2 separate regions of the Homo sapiens genome follow, and region 1 is linked to region 2. The links are chromatin contacts, found by Hi-C or POLR2A ChIA-PET in ENCODE. All regions are on one chromosome and are shown on one strand. The core of a region is the stretch at or near the end of the contact, and the rest is flanking DNA. Distances in the headings are between cores, read along the strand shown. Region 1 has its middle 87 kb from the start of SYF2. Region 2 overlaps RCAN3 (RCAN family member 3).

Region 1 (2,700 bases), core at 73-2,572, 610 kb before region 2:
TCCTGCAGTTATTTATTTATTTATTTATTTATTTATTTATTTATTTATTTATTAAGACGGAGTCTTGCTCTGTCGCCAGGCTGGAGTGCAATGACGTGATATTGGCTCACTGCAACCTCCGCCTCCCGGGTTCAAGCAATTCTCCCTGCCTCAGCCTCCTGAGTAGCTGGGATTACAGACATGTGCCACCACGCCCAGCTAATTTTTGTATTTTTAGTAGAGACGGGGTTTCACCATATTGGCCAGGCTGGTCTCGATCTCTTGACCTCAGGTGATCTGCCTGCCTCGGCCTCCAAAAGTGCTGAGATTACAGGCGTGAGCCACCGCGCCCGGCCCTGCAGTTATTTTTCACGTTGTTGTTGGCAGTCGAGGTTGCTGCTGGACACACTGAAAAAGAGAAAATAGTAACGTCTGGAGCAGGACCCTGTGGTTGGGCTGCTGGTGGGAGGCAGCCGGACCTCCTGGGAGGGAGAGTTGGAACCTCGCTCAGTTTGGTGGTGCTTCGGCTTCCCGGACCTCGAACTCCTGGGGCCCGTCCGCCTCCCTGCTCTGGCTTCAGACGCTGGCTGGAATGCTGCTCAGCACATTAGCTGTGAAGTTAACTGGCTCCGGATCACAAGTTCACTGGCTCCGGATCACAAGTTCACTGGCTCCGGATCACAAGTTCACCACTCTCTGTTCAGGGTGGCAAAAGGAACCTCGTCTGGTGGCCAGAGCCAAGGGAGGGAGAGAGTGGGAGGCTGTGGGGCCCCTGAGCAGTAAAGCATCTTCTCTGATGACTCCTCTCCCTTACATAGTCTTCAGTGATTCCTTAGCATGGAGAAGAGGCTGAGTTGGCTAATTATGAAGGGGGAAGGAAAAAAGACAACAAAACCCCCAGCTACCCTGTAACATAAAACGCTGCCTCCTCAAGACCTTTGTCATATTGTTCTCGCTCCAGAAACTTGGGGTTTCTCACCCTTGTGATATCTGTGCCTGGGCGTGCACCATTTGTCACTCTCAAAAACTGGCCCAGGAACACTTGGTGAGGGGTTATTGTGCTGCAGGAACGGCTCTTACATGAATAGGCATTCCTTTCCACCCACATGCTTGAAAACTGGTTATAATTAGAACCATTTCTACCTGTTCTGACACTTACAGCGGGAGTGTTCGTAGGGGTCCTGCCCAGAGCCCTGACCAAGCTGCGGAAGGCAGAGCCAGAAAGTGGGTTCTAATCCCACCCTCGGCCACTGTGGCTATTAGCTATGCTTCACTAAGAGTCCTACGGTTGGAAGTCCTTGGACCGTGAAGGAGAGAGCTGCACCTCCGCCTCGCGCCACCCCTGTCACATCCTGATTCTGTCTCTCGGGCCTTTCTCTCTCCTTCTGCCGGGAAGCCTGGGAGGGAACAGTTCTAGCCTGAATCCACAAGACGTTCGAATTTTGATATATTTTCACATAAAAATGTCAACTTTTTAGTGGAAGGAGCTTTAGAAATAATTTCATTGTGTGGTTTTCAACTCTTGGGGAGACTTAAAAAAAAAAAACCACGTATCTGGGCCCCACCCCAGTCTCCCAACGCAAGTGGTATTTTGAAAGGGCTCTCAGGTGGGTTTTCCTTTTTAATTAAACTTCTAATTTTGAAACAATTGTAAATTCACATGTAGTTGTAAGAAATAATACAGAAAAATCCTTTGTTCTCTTTGCCTCGTTTCTACCAATGGTAACATCTTGCAAAACTATAGTAGGGTATTGGCTGGCCGGTGTGGCTTACTCCCGTAATCCCTGAACTTTGAGAGGCTGAGGTGGGTGAATCCCATATATATATGTATACACACACATATATATATGTATATATATATATATACACACACACACACACATATATATATATATAGAGAGAGACAGATATATATATATATATATAGAGAGAGAGAGAGAGAGAGAGAGAGACAGAGAGAGAGAGCTCACACCTGCAATCCCAGCACTTTGGGAGGCTGAGGTGGGCGGATCACAAGGTCAGGAGATTGAGACCATCCTGGCTAACATGATGAAATCCCATCTCTACTTAAAAAAAAATACAAAAAATTAGCTGGGCGTGGTGGCACACACCTGTAATCCCAGCTACTTGGGAGGCTGAGGCAGGAGAATCACCTGAACCCAGGAGGCAGAGGTTGCAGTGAGCCAATATCGCGCCACTGCACTCCAGCCTTGGGTGACAGAGTGAGACTGTCTCAAAAAAAAAAATCTATCTATCTATCTATCTATCTATCTATCTATCTATCTATCTATCATCTATCATCTATCTATCTACCTCTTGATCGTAGGCATCAGAACAAGGATGCTGCCGTTGATACAGTCAAGATACAGAACAGTCTCATCTCCACAAAGATCCCTCATGCACTGACTTCCCTCTGCCCCCACTCCTCCTTTACTCCTGGCAACCCCTAATCTGTTTTCCATTTCTATGTCTAGTTTTGCCATTTCAAGAAGCTTGTATAAATGGAATTGTGCAGTATCCAACCGTTTGGGATTCAGTTGTTTCATTCAGCATAATTCTCCGAAGATTAATCCAGGTTGTGCGTAGCAAGGGTTCGTTGCTGTCTATGGCTGAGTTGTGCTCTGTGGTGTGGACATACCATAGTTTGTTCACCACTTACCCGTTGAAGGACATCTGGATTGTTTCCAGTTTTTGGCTGTTAGAAATAAAATTGCTATAAAC
Region 2 (2,700 bases), core at 62-2,561:
ACATAGTTTGATTCCCATGAAGAGGTTATGATTTCTAAAGAAAACATGGCTACTATACTATCAATCAGGGTTAAATCTTTTTTTTTTGAGACGGAGTTTCGCTCTTGTTGCCGAGGCTGGAGTGCGATGGCGTGATCTCGGCTCACCGCAACCTCCGTCTCCCGGTTCAGGAAATTCTCCTGCCTCAGCCTCCCAAGTAGCTGGGATTACAGGCATGTGCCACCATGCCAGGCTAATTTTGTATTTTTTAAGTAGAGACAGGATTTCACCATGTTGGTCAGGCTGGTCTTGAACTCCTGACCTCAGGTGGATCCACCCACCTTGGCCTCCCAAAGTGCTGGGATTATGGTGTGAGCCACCACACCTGGTCCTATCAGGGTTAAATCCAAGTAATAACTCAATTTCAAAAAAATTGCAGAAAAGCCTATTAAAAGAAAAAAAAAACCATGAGACTTATCTCTTGTAAATTTGTTACATGAACTAGATATTAAACAGCCAAAAAAGGACAGCGATGATAGTATCTGTTAAGATCCTGGTTCATTTCACAATATGAAAAAGTTGATGGGTACTTAGTAGCTTTTTTAAAAAAATTCATTTTATTATATTATACTAGAAAAATGAAAATATTAATACTTTCCATTCAGAAAAGCTTAAATGACTCGTCTCTAATTTTGGTTTAAAGTTTTCTTCAATTTATTCAAGGCTCTCAAAAAAAAAATAGAAAAGCACTGTAATTTGCACTGCTTGACTGTAAAATGTTTTATGTGTTAGGAATAGAATATTCTTTAATGGGCAGGCAGAGAATGAAAGCCAAGCCAAATAACAAAATCTCATGGGTTTTGATCACTTAGAAAATTACAGTGAATCAATATTACCTAAAAGGAAATTCAAAAAATTCCCAATTGTTGATAATACATGTCTCCTGGCATACAGGGTCCATCTTGCAGTAAAAAATGGGCACAATGCTGAGTTCAGAACTGCAGAGTAAATTTATTGGGTGGTTGTCGGTTAAAATGACAAATGATGATCTGAATTCAATACATTAAATTGCTGATAGAATTGCAAATTTCAACTGAATTTACATTGAGGCCTAGCAGTGGTAGTTGGCTACAACTGGAACAGTTTATCACCTCAGGGTATTTGAGGGCAAGGAAGATACAGAAAAAAAAAAAATTAGGGGTATGCAACACAGTTTAAGTGCTCAGAAATAAATTTTACCACAGTGAGAACGAAACCACAATGACATGTTACTAACACTGTGCAGACGTCATGGTTGAATGCCTGCGTTCTGTTCCTTCCTGGTGGCAGCCGCCTTGGTTCATTAGTTCTCATGTTTGCAGCTCCTTCACATGCCCCGGAGCTTCCCAAGTGTGCCACTCAAAGGAAACAGCACAGTGAGTGGAGGCCAGCAGACCCACCCGGCCCAAAACAGAGCCTTCTCAGTTATGAGACTTTTCTACAGAAGGGACTTCAAAGTCTAAACAGACCAGAGAGAGTTAAAAAGATCCTGCTGCTTCTTAGGGAAGTTCAAAGGTACATTCTGACACCTAAGTGGGAAACAATTCTGTTTTAGGAAAAGTGCCAACTGCAATCCGGGTACAAAATTTCAACAAAAAGAAAAGTAAAACTGAATGATCTCCCCCTCATTCCCTAATTCATAGAAAAATAGTAGGTGTGACTTTTGTTTCAAAGCAAGCTGAAAAATGGTTAAATGGACAATTTACAAATGGTCTTCAGAAAACCTTATCATTACCTTTTCTAGTTGAAAGTCCATGAATGACATACATAAACGTACACATCATAGCCAAAAAACTCAAGAACTAGTGGTTAACAAGATACTGGAAAAGGTGAAGGATAAAAACTGGTGAATGAAGGTAGCTGGGTGGTCTACAGGCTAGAACACGGTCACGAACGGCAGAATGCAGTAGCCACCTGCGATCCTAATCATTCAAGCTTACTGGTGATACGTCCCACTTCTAAAGTGGCCGTCCTTCCTGGGCAGCCATGTCTGGAGGGCGCCACATCAGGAATGAGGGCCTGTGCATTGCTTTGTCCCAAATTCCAGATAAGAGCAACATGTGGGTGGATCTGTGTCGTAAGACTCATCCTCAAAGTGGATTTGGCATTTCTTCCCCAAAGCTAATTGAACAAATACTTGAGAACCATGATTTCTATGAATTATTCTGTATTTCTGGTTTCTTTTCCTGCAAAAAATTTCATGTATACTGAGTAACAACCTTTGATCGATTTATTAATTAGAAGCTATTTATACCAGTAGAAAAATACCCACAAACAATTAAAATTATAAGACTATTTTTAAATTCATAAAAATGGTACTGTACTGGGTGTGACTACATTTCCAGTTTTTGGTGTCTCATGTGATACAGAATCAGGAGGACTTACATGGCTGGAGGGGAGGGGAGCTGTTTTCCTAATTTGTTACTATTTAAAAATGGTTAAGGGTGGCCACATCTTGGGGGCTTCTCCTTTAATGTAAAGTCCCTTTTGGAATATCACTTAAAATCTGGGACAGGTCAAATCAGCTGCTACTCTACACGACCGTGTCTGCAGTACAGGCGTGGTGAGAAGACCTATACCTCACTCGGCAGAGTCTCACCTATGCTGTTCGCAGCAACGCATCGGCCGCAGGCACAGAGCGCCATGGCCAGAGCCCACCAGGGCAGCCGCCTCGCACCACAA

Evidence for each region. Hi-C counts contacts between places; a loop is a spot of excess contacts on that map. ChIA-PET counts read pairs that join two places held with the same protein, here RNA polymerase II (POLR2A). Pooled maps may share reads with other maps.
Region 1: a loop to region 2 is called in a map with no recorded cell type, with 5 times the contacts of the local background. The contact joins two enhancer-like sites. A Hi-C loop is called at or near these places in 2 of 37 single-sample maps with no recorded cell type and 2 of 50 pooled maps. POLR2A ChIA-PET finds 5 or more read pairs at or near these places in 1 of 52 experiments (endothelial cell of umbilical vein).

Annotation. Positions count from the first base shown.
Region 1 is chr1:25,144,498-25,147,197 of GRCh38, reverse strand. No RefSeq gene overlaps it. Among named protein-coding and RNA genes, the nearest start is that of SYF2, 87 kb to the left of the region's middle. RefSeq lists enhancers at 693-782, 793-952. Within about 2 kb of position 1,322, at least 3 of the 41 ENCODE cell types and tissues checked have a DNase peak (open chromatin) inside an H3K27ac peak, as active enhancers do.
Region 2 is chr1:24,535,287-24,537,986 of GRCh38, reverse strand. It overlaps RCAN3 (RCAN family member 3), which reads right to left. Exons shown (of 5, transcript NM_013441.4): 5 at 1-2,700. Among named protein-coding and RNA genes, the nearest start is that of NCMAP-DT, 19 kb to the left of the region's middle. RefSeq lists enhancers at 1,439-1,528, 1,355-2,004, 2,005-2,656, 2,631-2,690. Within about 2 kb of position 1,311, at least 14 of the 41 ENCODE cell types and tissues checked have a DNase peak (open chromatin) inside an H3K27ac peak, as active enhancers do.